2 separate regions of the Homo sapiens genome follow, and region 1 is linked to region 2. The links are chromatin loops, found by intact Hi-C in ENCODE. Cell type or tissue: PC-9. All regions are shown on one strand. Links, peaks and the distances in the headings refer to the core of each region. The heading gives the core; the rest is flanking DNA.

Region 1 (8,492 bases), core at 493-8,492, 70 kb before region 2:
CTGTCACCCAGGAGTGCAGTGGCATGATTTTGGCTCACTGCAACCTCTGCCTCCCAGGTTAAAGTGTTTATCCTGCCTCAGCCTCCCAAGTAGCTGGGATTACAGGCACACACCACCACACTCAGCCAATTTTTGTATTTTTAGTAGAGATGGGGTTTCACCATGTTGGCTAGGCTGGTTTTGAACTCCTGACCTCAAGTGATCCACCCGCCTCAGCCTCCCAAAGTGCTGGGATTACAGGCATGAGCCACCGCGCCTGGCTAACATATTATAAATGTTTTAAAATTTAATCTCCTTAATATATATATAGTCCCTAAAAACCAATAAAAAAGATCAATAATCTAATTGAAAAACTGGTAAAGAACATAACACAGGCAGTTCACACACACACACACACACACAAACCTAAATGGCTCCGCATTCTTAACTATGAAAAAATGTCCAATCTCACTTTCAATAAGATAAATGTAATTTTGATCTTCACAGAGATTCAATTTTTCACCTATTAATTTAGCAAAAATAGAAATGTCTGAAAACACACTGTTGGCAAGGATGTACAGAAACACTCTCTCATTACTTGTTTGTGGACATGTAAATTGTTACAACATATACAGAGAGCAGTGTGACAATATCCATCAGTTACAAAAGGTATAGCCCTTAGTCGGCAATTCCATTTCTAGGAATTTGTCCTACAGGTATGTTTCCACATGTGTGAAATGACACCTACATGCCCATTAACAGAAGACTGATTAAATAAATTATGTTACATCCATATAATGAACACTAAGCACCTATATAAATGAATGAAGAGCTTTTTAGGAATAACCACTCAGACACACAAGATATTTTTATAAAGCAAGGTAAAAAGCATAGTGTATGTGTAAGAGATAGAAAAGATATCCACATGCAAAAGAATAAAGTTGGACTCCTATAAATCATCTAAAAAAATTAACTCACACAATATACAAAAATTACCTCAAAATGGAACTTACATATAAGTATGTAAGACTTATATGTAAGAGCTAAATTTTTAGAAAAAAATAGCATAAATCTTTGCGACACTAGATTAGACAATGGCTTATTAAATATGACACCAGAAGCAAAAGCAACAAAAGAAAAAACTAGATAAATTGGACTCATCAAAATTTAAAACTTTTGTGCTTCAAAGAATATAATCAAGAAAGTGAAAAGACACCCCCATAGAATGGGAGGAATCACTTGCAAACTATACATCTGATCAAAGTATTTTTATGTAGAATATATGAAGAACTCTTACCCATCAATAATAAAAAGACAAATAACCCAATGTAAAATGGGCAAAAGACCTGAATAGACAGTTCTCAAAAGAAGATTTACAAATGCACAATACACGAAGGCAAACAAGGTCAACATGACTAGCCATCAATGCATTGCAAATTAAACACACAACGAGATACCACTTTATACCTTAGGATGGCTATAAGCAAAAAGACAGACAATAACAAATGTTGGTGAGGATATAAGAAATCATAACCCTCATACACTTCTAGTGAGATGTAAACTAGTACAGCAATTTGGAAAACCATTTGGCAGTTTGTCAAAAGGTTAAACATGGAGTTATCATATGACCCAGCAATTCCACTCCTAGGTGTATATTCCCAAGAGCCATCAAAATACATGTCCACACAAAAACTCATATACTTGTTCAGAGCAGCATTATTCATAATAGCCCCAAAAAGGAAACAACTTAAATACCTGATATGGTTTGGCTGTGTCCCCACCCAAAGCTCATCTTGAATTGTAGTTCCCATAATCCCCATGTGTTGTGAGAGGGACCTTGTGGGAGGTGATTAGATTATGGGGGTGGTTCCCCCATGCTGTTCTCATGATAGTGAGTTCTCACAAGATTTGATGGTTTTATAAGGGGATTTTCCCCAATCCACTTTGCACTTCTCTCTCCTGCCACCATGAGGACATGTTTGCTTCCTCTTCCGCCATGATTATAAGTTCCCTGAGGCCTCTCCTGCCATGCAGGTTTAACTGTGAGGCAATTAAACCTCTTTCCTTCATAAATTTCCCAGTCTCAGGCAGTTCCTTATAGCAGCCCCTGAGAACAGGCTACTACAATATCTATCTATTGATGAATGGGTAAATAAAAGATGGTATACCCATTCGATGGAACATAACGGCAATAAAAAGAAATGACACATGCCACACATAGATGAACCCTGAAAACACTGTACTAAATAAAATAAGCTATTCACAAAAGACCACACATTGTATGGTCCCATGTATATGAAAGACCAGAAAAGGGAAATCTATACACAGAAAGAAAATTCAGAGACACATAGAGATTAACTACTATGGATTCATGGTTTCAGTCTGGAGTGATGAATGTATTCTAAAATTGATTTCAGTGATAGATGCACAACTCTGTAAATATACTAAAAACCATTGAGTTGGACACTTTATTTGTTTTTTTTTTTTAAGAGAGGTGGGGTCTGGCTATGTTGACCAGGCTGGTCCAAACTCCTGGCATCAAGCAATCCTCCCATCTTGGCCCCCAAAGTGCTAGGATTACAGGCATGAGCCACCATGCCTGGCTGGGTTGGACACTTTAAATGAGTGAATATAGTATATAAGTTATATCTCACCAAAGTCATTATAAGAAATAGGGAAGGAATGTGTGTGTGTGTGTGTGTGTGTGTGTGTGTGTATGCATGTATATATTACACTCACTTGCTTCTATATTTATAAAATCTCCCTGGAAAGATTTGACAAGAAATTGACAACACAAAGTGAAGAAAACTGTGTGGCTAAAAGGTAAGAATACTTTTTGCTATATGCTCTTTTGTTCTTTGTGAATTTTGAACCATGTGAATATATGACCTAATTTAAAACCAAGTATATAAATACAATTCAATGTAAATCATTAAAATAAATTTTGAAATGGAGTAAGTCTGTGTCAGGCTGCCCCTCTGGCAGGAGACCCTTCTCCCAGGGCCCACCCATGGCTGACTCCATGTGGCTTTGCCCGGCTATCCTGGTGACTTCAGAACCCAAACTCAGTGACTCAAACCTTTCCTCCACCTGGAGGAAATGGAAATAGTGGGCTGTTTCCATTTTTAAGCCCACTAAAGTAGTTCTGTAGCCCAAGGACCAGCGTTCTGCCAAAACCATATTACTTGTCAATGAACAGCACACGTGAACTCTGACATTTGGAAAAAGTAATCAAGAAAATGAAAATGGATCATGGGAGAGGAAGACTGAAGCACACAGGTGCCGCCAGTGTAGACAGGAGGACTAGCAGGCGACCCTGAGCCAAGCGGTCCCTCCAATGCTCTGAGGACACAGACCTGTTTCGCTTTTACCCTCTGAGCTCTACGCTGCACCTCCTCCTCAGGACATAAGAAGTAACAGAGCTTCCCCCAGAAAACCAGCTACACTTGAAGAAATGAAGAACATGACTCAGAACCCACTCTTCAGCCCTAGCCTCTGCCCCACCCTGTAAGGAAGCAGGTGTTGGAGGCCCCTGGACAATCAACAGGCTAGCCAGGGTCTCACCACCATGGCCTGCCACCAAGACACATTCCCAATAACCAGCCTACCTCCCTTTCTGCCCTGGGCACAGCCCTCTGAGCTCCACCCGACACCTTCCACCTAGAGCATTTTCGACAAGCCACTGAGAGGCAAACACCGGTGTGATAGAAATCTCATCTTACTCCACTGCAGATGGGCCACTTCAGACAAATAAGTCACATGAGGCAAAAGCATTTTCCTCTAGTGCAGCAAGAGCCTCCAGATCTCCAGCAGCCAAGCTCCAACACCATCCAGCTCCGGCAGAACCCTCCCCAACACAGAGGCTGGGGAGACCCTGGATGCACCCTCGCCTCACCCCTGTCCTAGGGCACCCCCTCCCCACCACGCTGCAGCCCCTCAGTTCCAGCACCCAGCACCCAGTCACCAGTCAAGCACCATGGCTCAACATACCAGGTCAATAACTCAAATGCCCCAAGGCCTTGTAGACAAAAGAAACCAGAGCAGCAGGACTGCTGAGACCTAAACAAGGGAACAAACAACAGTGACAAGTGGTGGACAATACTCTGTCTTCAAGTCAAAAAGGCACAAATAGCGGCACCCTGCCCAGCCTAGGTGGAGTGGCAGCCACCAAGCTCCTGCCCGGCTGCCCCGGAACAGAGGTCTTGCACTTCCATGTATCCCCACCTGTCAAAAGAAGGAGGAAATCTAGATTTTTATATAAAGGCTCCTAACTTTTAAGTGTTCTCAACTATCTTAGTTTTTAAAACACTGTGCAGATCAAAAAACAAAACAAATGTCTGTGGGCCACATTTTTCAGCCCCAGGCCATCAGTTTACCATCTCTGACTTGGTTCTCTGACCATGGTTCATTAGGTCCTACGTGCCAAGCATGAGTGATATTTAGTAACTCAGCTCAAAATCATGAGCCCAGAGAGATGTAATGATATGCACGTTCCACTAAATCCTTCCTTATCTCTGTTCACCAACAGTTCAACCATGACTAAGGAGTATTGACCATTATTTATATAATCTAGCTGCTTCCTCTACCTCCTGGGCACCATCCCATTGGGGTTAACCAAGTGTTAGCACTGTTGGTTGACCCCAGGATGGGCATGCAGCACACAGCACAGACCGTGCCCCTGGGGGCTTACGCTTCATAGAGGATCATCCAGCATGGGCCAGACAACCCTGAAGAGCTCAATGACAAGTCTTCAGGTTTTTCTTCATTACACTAAAGTGTTTAGCCTCCATCTGCTCCCCATCCTGTTTCTCTTTCCCTCTCTCAGTCCCTGAGGGATAAATCCAATGCTTACTCTTCCAAGACAAAAGCAGCACACAGTAAATCCGGCAACAGCAAATGCCCCAAGACCTGTTCCTCCAGCTCTCGGGTGTGTTTGCAAAGGGTTGGTTCTGCTTTGTTTTTATATAAGGGGCCAGGGAAGGGAAGTGAGGTTTAAAGCAGAGAAGGTAGCCCCTAGGGGCAGCCCCATGGGGTCAAGGACAGCGGCAAGATGACCCAGAGGGGCCCTTGGTGGACCCAGGGGACCTGACCACCACCTGGAAACTCTGAGGTCACAGTGCTTTGGGGCACATGTCGTAAGGGGCCCTTTCAGTACCACTTATCCCTGCCACCCAGGTAGGGGAGGGTGGGAATGTCAGTCCTCACCACCCACTCCTTCTAGGCAGATGCTCCCAATGCCCCTCCACCCAGCCCCAAGGCCCAGCTGCATGGCTGGAGTTTTCATGAGCAAGTTTCACCTGTGAGTCCTCTTCTTCCTCACCAAACCTATCCCTTTCCCTGCCTGGTCACCCCCTTCACAATGCCCCCCTTCTCTATGCCCTTCAGGACAGCCTGACACTTTCCTCTTTCTCCTCTTCATCCATTCAGGCCTCCAGTCCTCCCAAGTGGTCCTTCCAGCACCTTCCACGGGTCTCCCCAGACATCCTGCACCCCCCACACCAGCCACGTCACTATTCATGCATTCTTGGTAAATCCTTGGTACAACCTGATCTGGACCAACATTTCTAGAGAAGCCCTGTGATTACTTCACTCTTGTATTAAAATCCTCCATTTGCTCCTCTCACCCACTACAAATCTCCTAGTCCTCCAGCTGGAATTGGCTTCCAAAATCCAGCTGCAATGGGAAGGGTGAGGCGGACTCCTCCCCTTCCCCAGCTGCTCATCCTTGAGCAAGACACTTCAACAACTGAGCCTTGGTTTTCTCATCTGTGAAATGGGGATGATAAACCAAAATTGAAATTCTAAGCCCCCCAACCATCTGAATGAACCCCTCCTCTCAGCAAGGCTATTGACAGCAATTTGGAATCTCAGCAGTGCCAAAGCTAACCCGAAAAACTAATTCAGGCCATGATGGGAAGGGTGGGGGGTTGGACATACCTGATTCTACCCTCCTCCCTTTTGGATTTATTGATAGACCCTCTAAGTCTGACAAGAAACATTTACAATCTATTCTCTCCAAAGCCTGCCACCTGGAGGCTTCGCCTGCATAATAAAACCTTGGTCTCCACACCCACTTATCTTAACCCAGACATTTCTAAGTTTTAGACAATAACTTAACTCTTTCAACCAACTGCCAATCAGAAAATCTGTGAATCTACCTATGGCCTGGAAGTTATCCCCCCTTCCACTTATCCTGCCTTTCTGGACCAAACCAATGTACATCTTACATGTATTTGATATCTCATGTCTCCCTAATATGTATAAAACTAAGCTGTACCCCAACCACCTTGGGCACATGTTCTCAGGATCTCCTGAGGGCTGAGTCATGGGCCAGTGGCCACTCATATTTGGCTCAGAATAAATCTCTTTAAATATTTTACAGAGCTTGACTCTTTTTGTCGACAGGACTGACAGTGCACCACTCATAGGAGTGAGGAAAACATATAAAATGCTTATCACAGAGTCCGTTACACAGTAAGGGCTTAATAAATACTAGTTGCTATTATTGTCATCAACATCACAATTTCCAAGTGATTTCACAAACCCTACCCTCAGCAAAGCTTGCTTCACCCATCTGGTCCTGGAAGAACCTCTTCTTCCTCCCATCCTGCCAAGTCCTAATCGTCCTCCTCCTCCACCATGCCTTCCCAGACCATTCTGGTCCCTGACCCATCCTTTCTCAGTTTACCTAGCATTGCTTTTAATACATGGCTCCCCTGTGGGATTGGACGGCTCCTTATCTGCCAAGTAGAATCATTCAAGCCATAAGCCAAAAATAAAATTCTAAGCCCCCCAGCCAGTTGAAGAGACCTGGCCAAGAGGACCCCAGAGAAACCTGAAAAACTAAATTCCAGGCCTAGACAAGAAAGGAGGTCAGACACGCCACATTATACCCCTCCCTTTTGGAGTTTAGGCACAAATGACCAGCATTAATAATGAAATAGAGATCATAAGACTGGCAAAACAAGGCTCTTTGTGGCAATAAGATACCAAATTCCAACCTGATTCTGTGTAGCATCACATGACAGACAGCAGGCCCTGAAGGAAATGAAATTTTACCCAAAAATGTCTGTGACATGGTTTGAAATGGCCCTGCAAAGCCATCTTTTGTGGGAAAATTTTTGCATCTATAGAGAATCTTCATTAATGCAGCTAGGCCTTTGGTGGATCTAGGAGAGATTAACTAAAAGTCTGGCACCTTTTAAGATCTGAAAAGAGGCATTTACCATCTATTCTCTCTGAAGCCTGCTACCTGGAGGCTTCATCTACATAACAAGAACCTTGGTCTCCACAACCCCCCTTATCTTAACTCAAGCATTCCTTTCTATTGACTTCAAGTCTTCAGACAAAGCTTAACTCTTTCAAGCAACTGCCAATCAAAACCTCTTTGAATCTGCCTATGGTCTATAAGCCCCACTTCAAGAAGCCCTGCCTTTCTGGGCTGAACCAAAGTAAACCATCCATATATTGATTCATGTCTTTGCCTGTAACTTCTATCTCCCTAAAATGTATAAAACCAGGCTGAAACCTGACCACCTCGGGCCCACGTTCTCAGGACCTCTTGATATTGTTCCCCAGGTCAATATGGTCACTCATATTGGCTCACAATAAACCTCTTTAAATATTTGTAGAGTTTGGGGTTTTTGTCAACAAAGGGCATTATCCTATGCCTTAGATTGAGCTGGATGGTCCTTGACCTCTGATGTGTTCCATGGCACCTCTATGTTCACAGTGGGTGCTAATTAAACACCCTGGGAAGAACACTGTTTACTCAGCCGTGTTTGCTCCTAGGTGCTGGGTTCAGTGTTGGGGAGACCTCGCTGGACAGGGCCAAACTCAGCCCACCACATCTTGGAGGTCCAAAAAGGGCCAAGCTGAGCATCCAAGCCCCTAGGTTTAAGTCCTATTTTTCCTACAAACTCACTCAGTGACCTTCACCAAGCCTCCCCACTCTGGGCCTCAGTTTTCTCATCTGTACAATGAGTGTAGGGAGGTAGGCGGAAGGAGCTCTGAATGCAAAGAAACGCCTACCTGAGAGGGAGGGGTCTAGAAGGGCTCTGCCAGGCCTACAAGAGCCCTGCCCAAGCACTTTGCCATGGTCCCTCCTCTGTGCCACACCTGCCCGTGAGAAAGGGTTTCCTCCTCCCCGCACCCTCAGGAAAATAAATAGCAAATCTAGATTCCTGGCAGATTGCCCTTAGATTAAGTATAGTTTATTTTTTAAGTGAAACAATAATAACATGATCCTAAATTCATGGTCCCAGGATTTCCCTTTGCAAATGGTTAGACCCAAAACCTCAGTCATAAAACTAAAGTACTAACACAATCCATGAAGGCTTCTTTGCTTAAATCCAGGAGTGTTTCCCTCTCTTGACACTCGCCCTACAGGATGCTCTACAGATACTGACATTGGAGTTCCCTTAGTCCCCACTGCTTACCCTAGATTTGCCTGGTGTCTCAAGAAGAACCTGCATTTGCAAAGACACCCATACACAAAGCCTACATGGGCATGA
Region 2 (8,613 bases), core at 147-8,146:
CAGCTAAGGCCCGGCGAGAAGTCGAGCACAGCAGCTGCTGGCCCAGGTGCTAAGCCCTTCACTGCCTGGGGCTTGTGGGCCGGCCGGCCGCTCCAAGTGCGGAGCCCGCCGAGCCCACGCCCACCCGGAACTCGCGCTGGCCCGCAAGCGCCGAACGCAGCCCGGGTTCCTGCCTGCGCCTCTCCCTCCACACCTCCCTGCAAGCTGAGGGAGCCGGCTCCGGCCTTGGCTAGCCCAGAAAGCGGCTCCCACAGTGCAGCGGCGGGCTGAAGGGCTTCTCAAGTGCCGCCAAAGTGGGAGCCCAGGCAGAGGAGGTGCCGAGAGCGAGCAAGGGCTGCAAGAGCTGCCAGCACGCTGTCGCCTCTCACTGGCATTCTCCCTCAGGCCCGTCACACACCAGATACCACGCTCGTAACCACTGGGCCACGCTGCAGAGTCTCCTGACTAGGGAGCTAAACAATAAATAAATGTGGCCTAGCTCAGCAGCTCGGGCGGCGGGAGGAGCGGCAGCGGCAAGGCAGCCCAGTTTCGCGAAGGCTCTCGGCGCGCCGCGGCCCGCAGGCACCCGGCACGCGCCTTCCCCGCCGCCAGGATGCCCAAGAGGAAGGTCAGCTCCGCCGAAGGCGCCGCCAAGGAAGAGTCCAAGAGGAGATCGGCGCGGTTGTCAGCTAAACCTCCTGCAAAAGTGGAAGCGAAGCCGAAAAAGGCAGCAGCGAAGGATAAATCTTCAGACAAAAAAGCGCAAACAAAAGGGAAAAGGGGAGCAAAGGGAAAACAGGCCGAAGTGGCTAACCAAGAAACTAAAGAAGATTTACCTGCAGAAAACGGGGAAACGAAAACTGAGGAGAGTCCAGCCTCTGATGAAGCAGGAGAGAAAGAAGCCAAGTCTGATTAATAACCATATACCATGTCTCATCAGTGGTCCCTGTCTCCCTTCTTGTACAATCCAGAGGAAAATTTTTATCAACTATTTTGTAAATGCAAGTTTTTTAGTAGCTCTAGAAACATTTTTAAGGAGGAGGGAATCCCACCTCATCCCATTTTTTAAGTGTAAATGCTTTTTTTTAAGAGGTGAAATCATTTCCTGGTTGTTTATTTTTTGGTACAACCAGAAAGTAGTGTGGGATATTGAATTATGGGAGGCTCTGACTGTCTCGGGTGTCAGCTTAACATTCCATAGATGGGGGGTTAGTTTTTATATCCCATAATACAAAGCATATTAAATGGCAATATGGAGTCAGTCCTGCATTTAATGTCTTGAACATTCTAAATTACTTCTATTACCATGTTGTTTTTTAGTAGAATTGTTTCCTAAAGAAAACCACTCTTTGATCATGGCGCTCTCTGTCAGAATTGTGTGTACTCTGTAACATCTTTGGTTGTGGTAGTCCTGTTTTCCTAATAACTTACTGTGCTGTGAAAGATTACAAATTTGAACATGTAGTGTACGTGCTATTGAGTTGTGAACTGGTGGGCCGTATGTAACAGCTGACCAACATGTGAAGATACTGGTACTTGATAACCTCTTAAGGAAAATTTGCTTCCAAATTTTAAGCTGGAGAGTCACTGGAATAACTTTAAAAAAGAATTACAATACATGGCTTTTTAGAATTTCGTTACGTATGTTAAGATTTGTGTACAAATTGAAATGTCTGTACTGATCCTCAACCAATAAAATCTCAATTATGAAAAAAATAAAAATAAAATGTGGCCTAAACAATAAATAAATAAATAAATACCAATTTCTCCAGGAAATGCACATCAAACCCCACCGCAATCACTTCATACCCATTAGGATGGCTCTAATTTTTTTTTAATCAGAAAATAAAAAATGTCAACAAGGATGTGGAGAAATTAAAACCCTTGTGTACTGCTATGGGAAAAAGTATGGCGGTTCCTCAAAAAATTAAACATAAGTTCCACTTCTGAGTATATGCCTAAAATAATTAAAAGCAGGGACTCAAATTTTTAAATGTTTATTTTTTTAATTATTTATTTATTTTTAATTTCAATAGTTTTTGAAATAGCCAAAAGGTGGAAGCAACCCAAATATCCTTAAACAGATTAACGGATTTTTAAAATGTGGTCTAAGTAAGTGGAAAAAGAAAATGTAGCATATATACACCATGGAACACTACTCAGCCATAAAAAGGAATGAAATAATGTCTTTTGCGGCAACTTGGATGGAGCTGGAGGCCATTATTCGAAGTGAAGTAACTCAGGAATGGAAAACCAAATACCATATGTTCTCACTTATAAGTGGGAGGTAAGCTATAAGTAGGCAAAGGCATAAGAGTGATATAATGGACTCTGGGGACTTGCAGGGGAAGGCTGGTCGGGGGGCGAGGTATAAAAGACTACACATTGGGTACAGCATACACTGCTTCAGTAACAGGTGCACTAATATCTCAGAAATCAAGGCTGAAGAATGTATCCACATGGCTGGGCACGGTGGCTCACTCCTGTAATCCTAGCACTTTGGGAGGCAGAGGCAGTCGGATCACCTGAGGTCAGGAGTTCAAGACCTGCCTGGCCAAAGTGGTGAAGCCCCGTCTCCACTAAAAATACAAAAATTAGCTGGGCGTGGTGGCAGGTGCCTGTAGTCCCAGCTACTCGGGAGACTGAGGCAGGAGGATCGCTTGAACCCAGGAGGGGAAGATTGCAGTGAGCCGAGATCCTGCCACTGTACTCCAGCCTGGGCGACAGAGCAAGACTCTGCCCCCCAAAAAAAAGAATGTATCCACACAACCGAACGCCACCTGTACCCCAAAAACTATTGAAATAAAAAATAATTTTTTTAAAAAAGGAAGAAAGATATGTGGTCTATACGTAAAAGTGGCAAAATGTGGTGATACACACACACACACACACACACACACACACAGGAATATGATTCAGGCTTATTAAAAGGCAGGCAATTCTGGCACAGGCTACAGCAGGAATGAGCCTTGAGGCCATGATGCTAAGTGAAGTCAGTCCATCACAAAAGGACAAATGGGACTGTGGCATTCCGCTTCTATGGGGTGCGGAGAGTGGTTAGATTCCTCCAGACAGAAAGAGCACGCTTGGCTGCCAGGGCCGGGGAGAGCGGGGAGAGGGGAGCGGGAGTTATCATTTCACGGACGCGATGTTTCGTCCCCTTTGATGAAGCGTTCTGGAGATGGGCAGTGGCGACACTCGCCCATATACGCAACGGCTGAGTGCACTCCATGCCACCGAACTGGTTAAGATGGTAAATTTTCTGTTGTGTGTATTCAACCACAATTTTTTAAGCCACTTTCTCCGTTCTTTCATTGAGAACTCCGGGGATCAAAGAAGAACGCCAGCTGCGGTGGACCGCTGAGGAATGGCCGGAGTCCGGGCGCGAGCGCCGCTTCCCCTCGCCCTCCTCCTCTCCCTTCCCGCGGCCCCTGGAGGCCGAGACCCATCCGCGTCCCGCGCGCGCTTTCCTCAGAGGCTCGGCCGGGCGCCCTGCTTCGAAGTGGGCCTGAGGAAGCCTCCGCCTCCGCCGCTGCTTTCTCCCCCTTCCTTCTCCAGCGGCTCCTCCAGGCCGCTCCAGAGACCCCGAGGACCCAAGGACGGTGCCGGGCGGAAAGTCTGTGCGAAGCTGGTGAAAAGGTTGCCCGGAGAGAGCGGAAGCTGTGAGGATGGGCAAAGCGCCCCTGCCCAGCCGCCCCGCCGCAGAACCGGTACACGCGCCTGCCCGCCCCGGGCGCCCCTTTGGCGCTGAGCTTTTCGTGCGGGGCGCGCATCCCTCTCCACTCCGGCTCTCTGGCGCCATCTTGTGTAGCTTTCTTAAACAGCCACAAAATGCGGATCTTTTAGGTCTCTAGTAACATGATTTCTCAAGTACAAAAATAGTTTCCGATATCTTATTGAAGAAAACATTTTCTTCTCTACAAGAAAGCAAAGTTTACCCATTGTTCTAGCACATAATGAGCAAGGCTTTGTTTCCTGAACATATTCGTAACTATTTCAAGGATAATCTTAAGTATAGAAGTTGGTTTTAGTCTAACGTCTTGCCTTTCAGAAACGACTTGGGAGACAGAAAGAAAGAAAAATGAACGTTTAAAATTTTATCAGAGCCAGACGAGGAGCAGGATAAGCCAAATATATTATAAACTCGTTTATATAACCCCTGTTATCTTGACTCAACAAGTAAGGTGCAAGTAGGCACAATTTAAACAACCACAAGTAGAATTAATATAACTGCAAGTCTAGTCAATTAATACAAAGGCACATGCAGTCCAGGGACCCCTGCCCCGTGATGCTAACAACTGAATCCACACTCACAGATCTGCTGATCTATGGGGTGGGCTGTGTTGCTAAAACCAAAAATTGACATCTCAAAGAGGGAGCAAATTAACACGCAATTGTGAAGAAAAATCCATCGTTGGTTAATCTAGCAAAAGTGCTTCCTCTAGTAAATTTAGTATCTGAATGTCAAGTACCAACTCAGAAGTTGAGACAAGCCTTTCTAATTCTCATGGAATTACAAACAAATTTTTTTTATTCCACAAAGAAATAAAGAAATACGAAGTGCTTCCAGCAAGTTACACGGGGGAAAGGGGAAAAAAAAGCCACTTTGGAGCTACAGTCCCACTTCTAGTTATTAGTGTCTTTGAGAGGGCTTTACAGTATCCGCTCTGCTCACAGGAGGCCTTAAGCTGCGGGGAGATTCATGGGACTCAGACGCAGGCTGTATTCTTGAGATCCAGCCAGGTTTTCCACCGACTCACTTCACTTTAGAGTCTGCAGAGTTCAAACAGAACAAAGAAGTAATAGGATCCTGCGGCGGGGAAGGAAGCTGGAGCCTTCCACACTTGGGGCCAAGCTGTAAGCCAAAAGATTAAGTTATAAAAGCAGATTCTTACAACTTGAAGTAGAGAAAGTCTCAATAAGGAAGACACAAACCCAGGAGTGGGAGGCTGCAGTGAGCTATGATCACATCACTGCATTCCAGCCTGGGTGATAGAGTGAGACCCCGTGTGTAAAAATAATAAAAAATAAAATATGGTAAAATATCGATTTAAAAAAAAAAAAAAAGAAAAAGAAAAAAAAAAGAAAGACACAGCACTTCCCCAGCAAGAAGGAAGGCCTATGGATGACACTTTTTTTTAAAGTCACATTTCCCAAAAATGCAAGGGTATCATCGCCGCAGTAAAAGGAGTCAGGCTCTGAGGTCGGAGCGCCCGGTGTGACTTGAGACAGCTTCAGCAGCAGTTCTGGGCCCCAGGACTCTCAGCTCCTCCTCAAGGTTAATAATTCCTGCCTCAGAGGACTAAAAGGAACAAAAGTGTAGCATCCCTAGGACAGAGTCTGGCCCAAGCAGGTGCTCAGTATATAGCAGGTGCCATTCCAGCAATGGTGATGATAATGACAGCCCTACCATTACTGAAGCAAACCTGCCACCCTCTCCTAATGGGCATTCGCATTCACTTACTAACAATAGCTAACACTCGTTGGGTACTTACTATGTGCTGGGCACTGTGCATCAAATTATTTCACTTAACCTGTGGGGCACTTAAATGTAGCCACATCTAATACCCCCACTTTACAGATAACAAAACAGGTTCAGAGAGGTTAGGTAATGTATTAGTCAGCATAGGCTAACTACTGTAACAAACAACCCCCAAAACCTCATGGCTCAACACAAAGTTTACACCTCCCCCATATCCTGGTGGCAGGAGCATGAGAGAAAGGACTCACTCTAGGGTCACTCAGGGAGCCAGGCCCCTTCCATATTGTGACTCCTCCACTGCCTGCCCCTGTGTCTGCTGCTGGATGCCCTGCTTCTAGCTACAGCTGAGGGAGAAGAGACTAAGAAAATCCAGAGCTCTTACCCACCTCAGCCAGAAGTGGCATGTGGCACTTCTGCTCAGAGCCTGCCAGCTTAGTCTGTTGGCCCCACGTAGGTGTAAGGGGCAGGGAAATAGTCTATTGGTATTCCCAGGAAGAAGAGAACAGAAATGGAGATTGGTGTGCAACAATCGTTTCTACAACAATGAACTTGCTTGAGATCACATGGCCAGTAAAAATGGAAGTGAGATGTGAACCCAAGCAGTCTGAGTTCACACCCTGACCTCCTAACCATGGAGCTACACTATCACCTAAGGAACTGTGGAGGTTTTTGAACAGAACCCCAAAATTCTTTACCATTCTTCTAATCAAGAGGTGGGTCAGTGTTGAATCTGGGCTTTGTTAGTCTTTGACCAGTAGAATACATCAGAAATTACCACTATGACCATGTCCAAGGTCTTAAGATGCTAGCAGCTTCTACTTCCTATCTCTTGGGACACTCACTTTTGGAGCCCAGCTGCCATGCTGTGAGGAAGCCCAAGCTAGTCTATGCTGAGAAACCACATGGAATGGCCACCTATATTTGTTCCAGCTGGCAGACAAGGAGGGGTCCCAGCCATCACCCAGGACCAGCCACCAGACATGCAAGTGAAGATGCTTCCAGATGATTCCAGGCCCAAGAAATCAAGTCATCCTCAGCTCCTGAGTCTTCCCAGCTGAAGCTCAGACATCATGGAGCAAAGACAACTCATCATGGCTGTGCTCTGTCTCAATTCCTCCACTCATTTCTAAAGATCCTAGGTCCTGTGGATCCTACTTTCTCATATCTCAGCTGTGCCCCAGATTCATTATTCAATTTGTGCCCAAGATATTTAAGATTCCTGGTGTGAAGTACATTTGAAAATGTACATTTGTGGGCCGGGCTCACGCCTATAATCCCAGCACTTTGGGAGGCTGAGGTAGGCGGATCACCTGAGGTCAGGAGTTCAAGACCAGCCTGGGCAACGTGGTGAAACCCTGTCTATACTAAAAATACAAAAATTAGCTGGGTTTGGTGGCATGCACCTGTAGTCCCAGCTAGTCAGGAGGCTAAGGCAGGAGAATTGCTTACACCCGGGAGGCGGAGGTTGCAGTGAGCTGAGATCGTGCCATTGCACTCCAGCCTGGGCAACAAGAGCAAAACTCCGTCTCAAAAAAAAAAGAAAAGAAAAGAAAAATCGACATTTGTGGTCCCATTAAACACCACAAAGTTTAACTCTTTTGGAAATACAGTTCACAATTAAAACAAAAGTCACTCTAGTGTACCCTGCTAAATTAAACAATTTAGTATATCTCTTTGGTGAGACCAGACTTCTGCAAACCTCACACCAGAAAACAGGTTTAACAATTTTTCATAGTAAGACAATACACTTGGGACTTGAGGGTGGACAAAGCATAAGTAAGCTTAGAAAATGATAATGAACATAAGAAAATAATTATGCTGTCTTTAAACATGATGAAACCATCTCATTAAGCCTAAATTAATTTAAAGGTCAACAATGCATAATTTATGTGGGCTCATAAAATGCATTATGTAAATGATGATTAAACCAATATCCTCTTTTTTTCTTATCTCTGTCCTATTAACTCTAGAAACACTAGAACGCTGGTATATGCTATGTGATAGTAACAAATTTGAAAGATACCAGGTTTTCCTGACACTATTTCTCTTTTTTTTTTTTTTCTGAGATGGAGTATCGCTCTGTCGCCTAGGCTGGAGTGCAGTGGCGCGATCTTGGCTCACTGCAACCTCCTCCTCCCAGGTTCAAGCAATTCTCCTGCCTCAGCCTCCCAAGTAGCTGTGATTACAGGCAGCCGCCAGCACGCCCAGCTAATTTTTGAATTTTTAGTAGAGATGGGGTTTTACCATGTTGACCAGGCTGGTCTCAAACTCCTGACCTCAAGTCATTCACCCACCTCGGCCTCCCAAAGTGCTAAAATTACAGGCATGAGCCAACACACCCGGCCGCCTGAAGTTACTTCTGATAAAAATAAATGCCACAGACACCAAATTCACTGACATTTTAGCAAATTCCACAGTATGGGGTCCCAGGAGATCAGTGCTGCAAGGGAGGAGCTTTAGGAAAGACTACAGAAATGAAGTAAAATAGCCCAAGACAAAATATGCCAGTTTCACAATGTGGCTGGGAGCTGTCCCATATGACTGGGACATACGTTTTCAGTACTAAGGAGCTGAGCCAATGTGAGTCCCTGTGGAGAAAGATGCCCTGATTCATTCAACATTCATCTGTTCCAGGCCCTGAGAATACAGATGCAGAAAAAAACAAAACAAAAATCCCTGCCTACTACCCAACTCGGGCCAGGCAGAATGGCTCTTGCAAAGACAGATAGCGAAAAGGGCCCTCAATGGAGTGAGAACCCAAGAATACACCATCAACATTCCCAAGCACATCCAGGGAGTGGGTTTCGAGAAGCATCCTCCTGAGCACACTCAAAAGCCTCTGGAAATTTGCCATGAAGGCGATGGGGACTCCAGAAGTGCACATTGATACCAGGCTCAACAAAACTGTCTGAGCTAAAGGAATAAGCAACGTCCTATGCTGTATCCATGTGCAGTTGTCCAGAAAACATAATCAGAATGAAGATTCACCAAACAAGCTCTACACTTCAGTTACCTATACCTATTACCACTTTCAAATACCTACTGATAGTCAACGTGGATGACAACTAACCATTGATCATCAAATACATCAAATAAAGTTATAAAACTGCAACAACAAAAAAATCCCTGCCTTCATGGAACTTACATCCTTA

Evidence for each region. A loop is a pair of places that touch in the nucleus more often than their neighbours do. Peaks named below come from ENCODE experiments on the same cell type or tissue, not always from the same donor. Only the 100,000 strongest peaks of a DNase experiment are listed, where the experiment ranks them.
Region 1: it touches region 2 in a loop (5-fold over the local background); 3 of 110 quality-filtered maps call a loop at or near these places.

Annotation. Positions count from the first base shown.
Region 1 is chr15:92,640,683-92,649,174 of GRCh38, forward strand. All of the region lies in intron 1 of FAM174B (family with sequence similarity 174 member B), which reads right to left. Among named protein-coding and RNA genes, the nearest start is that of FAM174B, 11 kb to the right of the region's middle. RefSeq lists enhancers at 2,942-3,722, 3,342-3,461, 3,723-4,502, 6,843-7,622. In PC-9, for the core only: no CTCF peak of the experiment used is centred there; DNase peaks (open chromatin) are centred at 3,589, 3,999, 4,489, 4,869 and 2 weaker places; H3K4me3 peaks cover 4,740 bases; H3K27ac peaks cover 8,000 bases.
Region 2 is chr15:92,711,216-92,719,828 of GRCh38, forward strand. It overlaps the pseudogene HMGN1P38 and the pseudogene RPL31P6. Among named protein-coding and RNA genes, the nearest start is that of FAM174B, 60 kb to the left of the region's middle. RefSeq lists silencers at 3,490-3,539, 3,650-3,799. In PC-9, for the core only: a CTCF peak has its summit at 3,759 (motif pointing left); DNase peaks (open chromatin) are centred at 2,966 and 3,766; H3K4me3 peaks cover 1,270 bases.